2 separate regions of the Homo sapiens genome follow, and region 1 is linked to region 2. Evidence: chromatin loops called from intact Hi-C (ENCODE). Cell type or tissue: sigmoid colon. All regions are shown on one strand.

Evidence for each region. Peaks named below come from ENCODE experiments on the same cell type or tissue, not always from the same donor. Only the 100,000 strongest peaks of a DNase experiment are listed, where the experiment ranks them.
Region 1: it touches region 2 in a loop (3-fold over the local background); 4 of 110 quality-filtered maps call a loop at or near these places.

What each region holds. Positions count from the first base shown.
Region 1 is chr14:90,549,756-90,554,755 of GRCh38, forward strand. The region is part of intron 19 of TTC7B (tetratricopeptide repeat domain 7B); the gene reads right to left. Among named protein-coding and RNA genes, the nearest start is that of TTC7B-AS1, 90 kb to the right of the region's middle. RefSeq lists a silencer at 4,449-4,611. In sigmoid colon, no CTCF peak of the experiment used is centred here; DNase peaks (open chromatin) are centred at 2,066, 4,276, 4,711 and 4,881.
Region 2 is chr14:90,674,978-90,679,977 of GRCh38, forward strand. TTC7B (tetratricopeptide repeat domain 7B) reads right to left here. Exons shown (of 20, transcript NM_001010854.2): 9 at 1,546-1,683. Among named protein-coding and RNA genes, the nearest start is that of TTC7B-AS2, 20 kb to the right of the region's middle. In sigmoid colon, no CTCF peak of the experiment used is centred here; DNase peaks (open chromatin) are centred at 634 and 2,034; H3K27ac peaks cover 311 bases.

The DNA.
Region 1 (5,000 bases), 130 kb before region 2:
TATCTGCATAAGGGGGAGAAATACTAACCAAACGGGGGAGTTAGTTGGACTAACTCGTTTAGTAAGGACTAAATGAGGTCAGAGTTTGCAAGGCACTTAGCAGATCGCCCAGCATATTTGTACGCCTTCAGTGGGTGGCAGCTCTCAGCAATATTAGGATTATGGCTGTTCTCATTACCATTGTTAAACTAGAGATCATAAGACTGATGGAACAGACTCGCTGTGCAATAAGATACCAAATCATAAACCAGAACTAAGACCACGACAGGCAAGGGTTAAGTCACATATCCCTGAAAGAATACACCGCCTTCTAACTGCCACAAGGTTTTTCTTTTCTCTAGCAGCTAAACAAGCACTGGCCTCGAGATAAGCAATATTGAAACAATTGCAGCTCACCTACCCCAGACCCTAACTGAGCTCCCATTCCACAGGTTGCAACTGCAGCTTTGACGGGACAAGAGACCACCAACCACAGGCTGGTTCTGACTGGTTTAGTAAGAGGCTGAGCACTGTGTGTCTTCCTGCCCCTGCCTCATCTGTTGATGTATAGGACCGAACTGTAATGCACCTAAATGTTATGTCTCCACCCTAAAGTGAACATGGGATGCATGTAATTTGCGTATTTGCTTATCACACACATGCACACATCCCCCTTTTGTGAATATTCATAGCTCCTCCTATAACCTGTTGAATATGTATACTTGGCCAACCAGTTCCACATAAATCCCTGTTCCACCCTCCCCTCTCTCAAAGTGCTTGCTTTTGGTCTCTGCCTGAGGCTACATTTCCCAGCCAGTCAAGATGGCCACCCTGAAGGCTGCAATCCTTTGTAAGAAATGAAGTCTCTTCTGCAAATGTATGAACCTACTGATTCCTCAGTTGACACTATTAGTGACTCCGAGAGGAGGGGGGGCCCTTCCGTGATGCCAGTAGTTGGCTGACTCTTCACCTCCATCTCCCTCTTTAACAGCAAGGACCACCATGATTTGTCTTTGCATGTACGGCACCTGGAGTGGGCCTGGTACAGAAGAGGCTCTTGGGGAATGCTTGCTGGATAGATGGAGGGATGGAGGAGGGATGGTGTGGGATGCTGTGGGGTAGTAGGGAAGGAGAAGTCCCAAAGAAAGCTCTGGCCTCAGGTCACCCTTGTCTATGCTCCCAAGTCAGGCCAGCATACTCAGAGCCTCCTCTCCTTACAGAGCATTAGCATGATGGTCTCTGGGGGATGCGAGCACCCCCTGGGAGAAGATGCCCTGCTCCCAGCTGAGCCCAGTGGGCTGTATGGCTTCCCCTCAGGCTATTTGCTCGTACACCACAGATCTGACACTGCTCTCTAAGAAAATCCCAGAACCCACCCGCAGAGCCAACACTCTTACAGAGGAGAAAACAGAGGGCCAGAGAGGAGAACAGCCTTGCTGAAGGCCTTGACCCTGCTGGACACAGAGTGGGGCTAGACAGCAGGCTCCTGAAGGGCTGAGTCTGGAAAGCCTGGTGCAGGGCCTGGCCCAGGGCCAGCCTCCAAGTTTTAGACTCCGATTACAGTGTTCCAACTCTGCCCTTGACCCTAGCTGCTTTCTGCTTGTCCTGTCAGGGGCTATGTCCATGGTAGACCAGGCTTTCTGGAAGCCCACCAGGCCTCTAAGAGTGGGTTCCCTGACCTGAGGAAAATGAGGACCCCACAAGAGCTCCAGCCCCTTCCCATAAGCTGCAGCACAGTTGGTCTGGCCGTCTGCATTCGCTGAAATGTAGGCATGAAATGAGAAACACCAGCACATGTGAGTCACCACTTCTCGGGAATTTGAATTTTCCTTCTAGAGGATGCCATTGATCAGAGGGAAGCAGGGTGGCAGCGGTAGTGTTTTCAAAAATATTTTTCTTTTAAATCAAAATATAAATAGACTGCAAACCAGTACCACTCTGAGAAGCCCACAGGAGACTGGCTTTGAAAGGGTTTCCTTGGAGCAGCTCAGGAACACAGAGCTGAGGGCTGCCCTGCCTCCTTTCCTCCCGGGCGGCCCTTTCTTCTCTGGCAAGTGTCAGAGGCACTGTCAGTTTTGAGTACAAGCATTTTGTGGGTGCAGCTGAGGGGGCAGCCCTGAGCCCCACCCCGCTTTCCAACAATGCCTTGAAAAGGAACTGAAAACATGCGTGGGTGGGGTGGGGGCTGTGCCAGCTTTTCCACCTGGATTCTAGAAGCTCTGGGCGAGGCCTGGTCTCTATGGGGCTCTGTTTTGTGTTTCATTTCTGTTTGTTCTCAGTGCTTAGAAATGGCACCAGTTTGCCAGGGGGCCAAGTGTGTGTGTCTTGGCTAATGACACCAGCCAGAAGGCTGGCCTCCCCAGGCCAGAAGCTCCACAGGGGCCAGGTCCTGGTGTTCTGGCTGAGGGGAGGCATCCCCAGCCCCACAGCCCCACACCTCCTGCACACCTCTGCCCGTCAGAGCTCCACCGTGGGGTGGGACTCACACGCTGCCACTCACTCAGCCCCTCACCGGGCCAGTCAAGAGCAAGTTGAAGGACCTTCTGGGCACCAGGCAGGCCCACCTTCCTGTCAGCAGGTCACAAGTTCTGGGCAGGGGCAGGTGTGGGGCTGGTTTACTCATCTGGCCCATTTTACTCAGCACTGACCCAGTTTCCCCAAAGGCCAACCCTAGGTCTTCCTGACAGCCCGTGCCCATCTAAGCCTCATACACAGCAGGTGGCCGGAGCCTGCACAAGGCCCTCTCCCCAGTGACATGATGGCTGCTGCTGTCACCAGGTGGCCTCCAATCCTGCCCACCCCCAGGCTCTCAGGTGGGGATAGAACATTCGTGTGGCCACTTCACCTCCAGATCCACAAAGGCCGCTGACGTGCTGGTCCAGGAACCCACACAGAAGGGCAGTGCAGGAGGAGGGAAGGTACCTGCAGTGTGGCTCCTGGGGACATGCTGCCTTAAGAAGGGCGTCCTTCTGACAGAAGCCAGCTCAGATGAAGGAGGAGAGCTCCAGAAGATGTGAGCGGGAGCCTGGCCCCCAGGCCGGACACCTTTTCCCTTGGGCCTGGGGTCGAACACGGAAGGCAAATCTCCTCCAGTCCCCATGGCTGCCACCTCCCTGCTCAAATGTCAGAACCGAAACGGGGTGGCTGCTTCCTCACTCCCTTCAAGTTAGCCAAACAAACGCCCCCAGTTACCAGCAGCCAGTCCCAGTCAGACATAGGGGTGTGGAGCCCCAGAGAAAAGACTGAGGCCCAAAGAACCTCAGGAAGGGGAGTGATGCTTTTGTCTGGGGCAGGGACGGGGCCTGTGGTCTAGGCGCAGGCCAGATGCCCCCAGGGGGCTCTTCCTCAGGGAGTGTGCCGAGTATTCCAGGAGGGAGCAGGGGAGACCCCCAGCATGCCCTCTCAGAGCACTGGGGGGACCAAGGGCTGCAGCACAGCCAGAGGCAGCCCCAGGTGCAGCACCTCTGCTCACCCGGAACAGCTGATGGCGGCAGGGGCTGCGCTATCATGGGGCCCCTTTTCCAGGTCAGACATTTTATCTGGAGAAATGCACCTTCTGGGGTTTAGGCCTTTCCAGCATTGAACTCAACTCAGAAGGAAAAATACTCATTTTTTCAAAAAAACCTCTTATTTTTCTAAGCCAACTGCCAACCAGCTATGGAAGCAGAACTCCTCAGGGTTTGGGGGATGCCTGGGCCTCGGCTCTCCGATGCACAGCCCCTGCTGCTGTCCCTCATGGGCAGCACCCCCTCCAGGGACCAGGAGCTTGTGATTTCCCCGGGCAGCCCACACCATGAGAGGACAGTCTGAACTGTTGGTTAAATGTGGAGCCCTCATTGTCCTTTTCATCGAATCCCCACACTTTGAAGTTCTCTGAGTCTTCTGGAACCACGTGGAAAAGCCCCGTTCTCTTTCCACTTGATGGGCCTTCAGGATAGGAAGAAAGCTTCCAGAACAGCGCACGCTCCCTCTCTGGGGCCTTGGAGGCATGGCGGATTCAGACCTCCCGCCCACTCTCCCCACCTCCCTGAATTCTGCTGCTTAACATAGCTCCTCGAAGGAGACCTGGCTGTGGGTCCAGATGAAGGCTCCGTTAAGCCCCAGGAAAATATGAGCACGGCTTTGACTTTTGTCTTCTTTTTAAAGCGTCTGACTGGCAGAATCTCTTAAAGCTGCTTTCTTCCAGGATGATCTGGAATATTCTGGAGGAGCTTATTCTGCAATTAGCAGTGCAGAGTAATGGGCTGTCAGGCAGTAAACGCCAGCACCTAGGGTGCTGGCAGCCTGGCCAGAAGCCAAAGGGCTTGATCAGCCTTGCGTGAATCTCACAGACTTGGCCCCCCATTTCCCCTTGGCCTAATTTCTTTGAAACTGGGTGCTTCAGCATTGGTGCTGACATATCCACAGACTGTGGTGGCTTTTAGAGAACCGTTGCTGGCAATCGGTGGGACATCCGGAGACGGACCGCAGCCCATCTGCCAGCAGCTTCTGAGCCCCAAAGCCCCACAGTCCCCCACCCACTCTGCGGCAGGTGTCCAGAGGGTGGTCGGGGTTGCAGTGAGCAGGGCATTAGAGCATTCCCCAAAGGACCAGCCATCCTATTTGACAGGAGGGCAAACAGAAGCCCGGAGAGGGTAAGTGTCCTGCCAAGAGCACGGACGTGAGTAAGGAACAGCATCCGGGTGTTCGGGTTCCGGGGGTGGGGCTTTGTTCACTCTGCTCCAACCAAAGCCATTTCTAGTTCTTTCCTCCCCTCTACAAACACTCGTTGAGCGCCTGTGGGTGTTCTGGCACCAATGTCCTGGTGCTGTGCCAGGTGCGGGGAACTCAGTGGCACAGGCTGTCACTCGAGCCACGCTCTTGCCCTCGCTCAAGGCTCGGGACTGGAGGGGCTGGTTTGCTGTGGGTCCTGCCCCAGAGCCTCAGTCATTCATGTGTGTAGTCCCAGCATCTGCCACAGAGCAAGGCTTATTGGCAGGAGGATGAGGGAGGACATTTCAAAAGAGACAATATGATGCTCT
Region 2 (5,000 bases):
GTGAAAACAAGGTCCTAGTATTCTGTGCCAGGAGCAGGCACAGGCCCCGGAGCCACAGCTTGCAGAGGAAACCACCAGGGTGATGACCACCCCCTAGAACGTTCACAGAACAATGGGAAGCCCAGGGGCAGAGACCACCCAGCCAGTCAACAGGGCCAGACACCTCAAGCTCCTCACTCTTGTTTTGGACCTAGGAGATTTCGAGCTGGGGAAAGGCAACATTGCTACCCAATAGGATGGAAGTAGATGTGTGCGTACCACTGTCATCCTTGAACCTAGAGAGGTGATAATGTGTTTTGTCTGGAGGAACGAATTCACCTTAAAGGAATTCAACTGTGAGCTGGGTGGCATGGTCCCCAGTGACAGGCTTTGTGGTGGACACAGCTGACAGGAACTTAGGTGGTGGGGAGAAGGGGGGTCCAGGAAATCAAGGTACCGGGAGAGGTTCGATCCATTTAGTGATGAGCAACCTAGGCCAATCCTAAGCCTGGACTGAGTCCCGGGGCTGAGCCGCATGTGGTGGGGGCATCTGCACACACTGCTTTGTCAGGCCAGATTGTGAGGCTGAGTAACCACTGCCCTGTAGAGTCACCAAACCATGGACTAAAAAAAGATTCAAGCCACACAGGCTCATCTGTTTCCCCAAGGTTCCTGCCTAATGTGGCGATGCACTGGCAGGCTAGAGGGTGAGTCGGGCACTTATCTGATTTCAGCCAATCTGTTACTGTATTTCATTCCCTGTCCTCGTGCCCAGAGGCTGTTGCAATGGGTATAAATTTAGAAAGAGAAAGATAAATAACATGGAAAAGTTCCTTTTAAAAAATAGGGATTTTTTTTTCTCTATTTTGCTAAAGAAAAGATAAAGTGATCTTCTTGTTATTTATTTAGCCTTACCATGGTAGAATTTGATATTTTGGGCAGGAACCTAATAATGCATAACCATAGCCCAGGATGAACCAGCTTCTCCTGAAACTGTGAAAGAGGCAAGCCTCCATCCTAAGCGTTTCTTAGAAACTGAGGGAGTGAGAAGATGACAGTACCTTGCACAAGATCTGAAATCCACGAGGGTCCCTTCTGAACAAGCAAAAGACTCTGAAAGAAGACTGTCTCCTTTATATGAAACGGTCTATACCAGCTAACATAACACACTGTGCCTGAAATTGTCAGGCCACTGGCGATTTCACTGTACACATTGATACTTTAAAGGAAACCTGTTCTATGAGGAAATTAATATCACAGATGGGAGATTTTCAGTTGGTGGAAAGAGAAACTGCTTGAGAAATGTTTGCCTTCCCTCACACACAAACTCACAGCCTGGTGGGTTATGGAACTCTCATGGTAAAAGACTAGATCAATTCCACCACCTAATCATTTAGCCCAAGGCCCATTCTACAGGGGAGAAAACCAAAGTTAAGTGACTGGCCCAAGATCACATGGCTGCCACTAATAGAGGGGGGCCCAGGACCAGGTCTCACAGCGCTTCCCTGGGGTCACCGTGCAACTGCCACCCACCACCTGGATGTCAACCAGACTCAGCAGCTGTACCTCTGACAGCATCTCATACTGGCCTCTTCTTCCAAGAGCAATGGTGAGTAAGTCATAGACCACAGATGCACTCTGCAGACTGATGAGGCGGTCACTCTTGTGTTCAGGTATCCTGCTCAGCACAGCGTCCCGGTTGGCCTGAAAAAACATGGAATAGAGAAGCAGATGGAGAGAGAACCTAGTGCTGCATGGCGGGGAGTCCACCTAGGCCCTCCTGCCCCTACCAATTTGCGAAGGGAATGGAGACAAGGGTAGGAATGAGCAGAGGCCTGTCATCTTGGGTTATTTATTCAAAATCCCCTGGGCACCGCAGAACATGATATACGGGATGATCCAAACACTGAAGTCCTGGAAGTGTGAACCTAGAGGGCACCTGTACCTGTCGACAGGCATCTGGAGGAAGCCTTGGCAGCCGATACAAAGTTTTCCCTGGCCTCGGGTTCATAGCCAGCCTCATAGAAGACGCAGCTGCGCTCTAGAGCAGCCGAATCATCCATCAAGTGAGGCCCTGCTGCACCTCACTCGTGAATCCTGCTTCTGCTCTACATTAAAGAGTGGGAGAAAATTCCCAGCCCTGCATTTCCCAACACCCAATTGTGTCATCAAGTTCCATGAGTCCTACAGAGATATATCTTACTTTTCCTCTATCACCAAGCAACATTCAAATCCCTATATGACATCTTCACTGGAACAGAACACAAAGATGAGTTCAATCTTGTTTAAGGAAGCACAACACAGATATATAAGAGAAAACAAGAAGAAAGCAGATTTTTACTTTAAAAGATATTAACACAGAGGACTCAAGAGAACACCGTCAATTTTCTATGCTTAGCACAGAAATACATCAGGCACATTCAAACTTATTAATCTCATCTATCCAGAAATCAAATGCTCTTTACAGCAACTTGTTTCCATTACTTCTAAAATTTAATTTCTCTACAGATTCCTCCAAATATATCACATGTCTGAGACTCAACAGCTAGCTCATTTTCCTCTTTTCCCTAATAGGAAGTTCAGAATCAACAAAGTTAGATTTCGCCTGCCTTTTTCCCTCTGCTAATTAACAGAAGTCTGCAGATCCATCTGTCTGTAGGAGCAGAGAAAGGCCCCCCCAGTCTTTCCTGTGAAAGTGGTACATGAGGTTCCGGGGTCACTTGTCCCGGCAGGCTGACGTTGATCTTCCCCCTGACATTCAGAAAGGCCACACACACACCTTCCCTCTCACTAATGAGACAAAATGCATTTTCTTTGTGTGTGAGTCCAAGGCATTTACTTTTAGCCACCCATCAGTACTTACTCACTTTAAAACTCCTTGCTGTTAAATGTCAAAGACAAATAAGAATATATAAGACAGGCCACTTCCTACAAAGTGAGTCATCTCTTACGGAAACAAGCCTGCTTTTGAAGATTTCATTCTAAGTTTTTCTTGTTAGGAGTCCCTCTTGAGCCCAAAAAAAGCAGCTCTGAAGGAAACAGGGGCCTGTTGCAAATGGTCTCATTTTATTTATTTGCTATATATGTTCCATACTGAGACCAATGCCTGGAAGAGAACAAAACAAACATACTATTTATGAGAGACTTTCAAGTTATACTAAATGCATTCTTTTCATTTTTAGAGAAAGTATCAGTATCTTTTGATTAAAAAGGTACAATATAGAACCTCAAACAGACCCACAAATAATAAATATCCCAGAATATTGCCTCAGTGGTAGTTCTGCAAATCAAGTTCTTATAATCCCATTCTCCTAGGGGAAACTAATTTGATTTGTAGTTAGAAAACAGCACAATTCTAAATGATACCTTGTAGGTGGAGAAGCGACGGACAAATTCATGCTTCTGAATTAAAGTCAGTACCAACAAAGAACACAATTTTCTGACATCCAAAAAACACAGCAATTTTCATTTTGGTTTTGAAATTGAGCACATTCATTTTCTGTCTAAAAACTAAACAATCGAGAAGTCAAAGGATATGGAAAAAAGGCTTCCAAAGGCAATTTCATTTAGATTTCTACCTACATTTTCTGAAATGATTTACAGGAAGAACATAATCATTTTGGTTAGAAACCTCATCCTTCATATCCACTGATGACATCACTGGATTTCAACATCCCCTGAAGAGATTTTTCTGGCAATTACATACCATAGAGCCAAATCTGACTGTCTCAAAGGGATCTCAATGTTTGAGTATTATTAGTTTCTATCACTTCAATTAAGAAGCAGGAGAGTTGGAGATATCATTCCAAAGACATCTCCACTTAGTGCAAGCATTTTAGAGAGGTGGCCATGTTTTCCAAATTGCAGACTGGAACACATCATCTGACAGTGGAACATAATGTTTTCAATCAGAATTGTCCAGGTAATCTAAAATGTACAGTCATCATGCTTTCAGAACTTTTACACCATAACCAACCAAGTTTGCCCAAAGGGAACTACCTGCCAAGGACCCAACTTGGGATGAGGGAATGCTGACCAGGAGGCCAAGATGAGCTGGCTCCATGGATGACCCGGTGGGGAAGCCTGTGGAGACTCGTTCACTTGAATGCCACCTAGTGCCAGCCTGCTCACCTATGTGCTTCCCTGATTGCACCAAGGCAAGTAGAGAATGTAAATGACACCACCCTAAGTTATCAGCTGACTATCGGGCAACCTGCTTCCTTGAGAGGAAGTAAGCCCAATGACACCAAAGAGCCTCCAGATCAAAAGAGGTGGTAACTCAAGCAGACTTGCTCTTGTAAACATCAGTGGACCATTCAAAGTTTTAATCAAAGGCAAGAAAGCTGCCCTCTCATGAGTTCTGGCCTCTTCTGAACCCTCCTTCTCTCCGCGCATGTACGTTATTATGCTCAGACCCCATGTCTATACTCACCTGAGTCCATTTTATACCTCCCATTAAACAGTATGTGTGGGGAGGGCAAAAAGGGAAATGCCTTCTCTTGCTTTAGTTATGATTCCCTTCTCTCCCCTGGGCTGCCCCGGGGGTTGGCGGTAAGCGGTGACAACTATGGGGAGGGGGCAGTACAATCTCCTAGCAGGAACAGGAGACCACTGCGTGATGCACGCATTCCGCCTGCTCTAGGCCTCAGGTTCCTCATGTATAAAACGAGGGAAGGGGACGCGAGCCCTCAAGATCTTTTGATTCCAGGAGCCCACCCATTCTGCTCAGGTGCTCAGTATACATCACTTTTCTGCTGAGGAATTCACTATTACTACACACATGATCCTGAAGGTTTTAAGCCAGGGCCACAGCGCCTAGTGATAGATACACAGGGCAGAAACCCAATAAATGATGAGTGGTGAAATAGACCTAAAATTCTATATTCTGGCCAAATACTAAGAAAATGTTTCAAAGGAATCAGAGGGTCTGGCAAAAACTCCCTCACAATAGCAGTGACAAGTGAGCTCTCACGGCCTGGGACTTTACAGTGTCTGGCAAAGCCAGGAGCTGGAAGAGACAA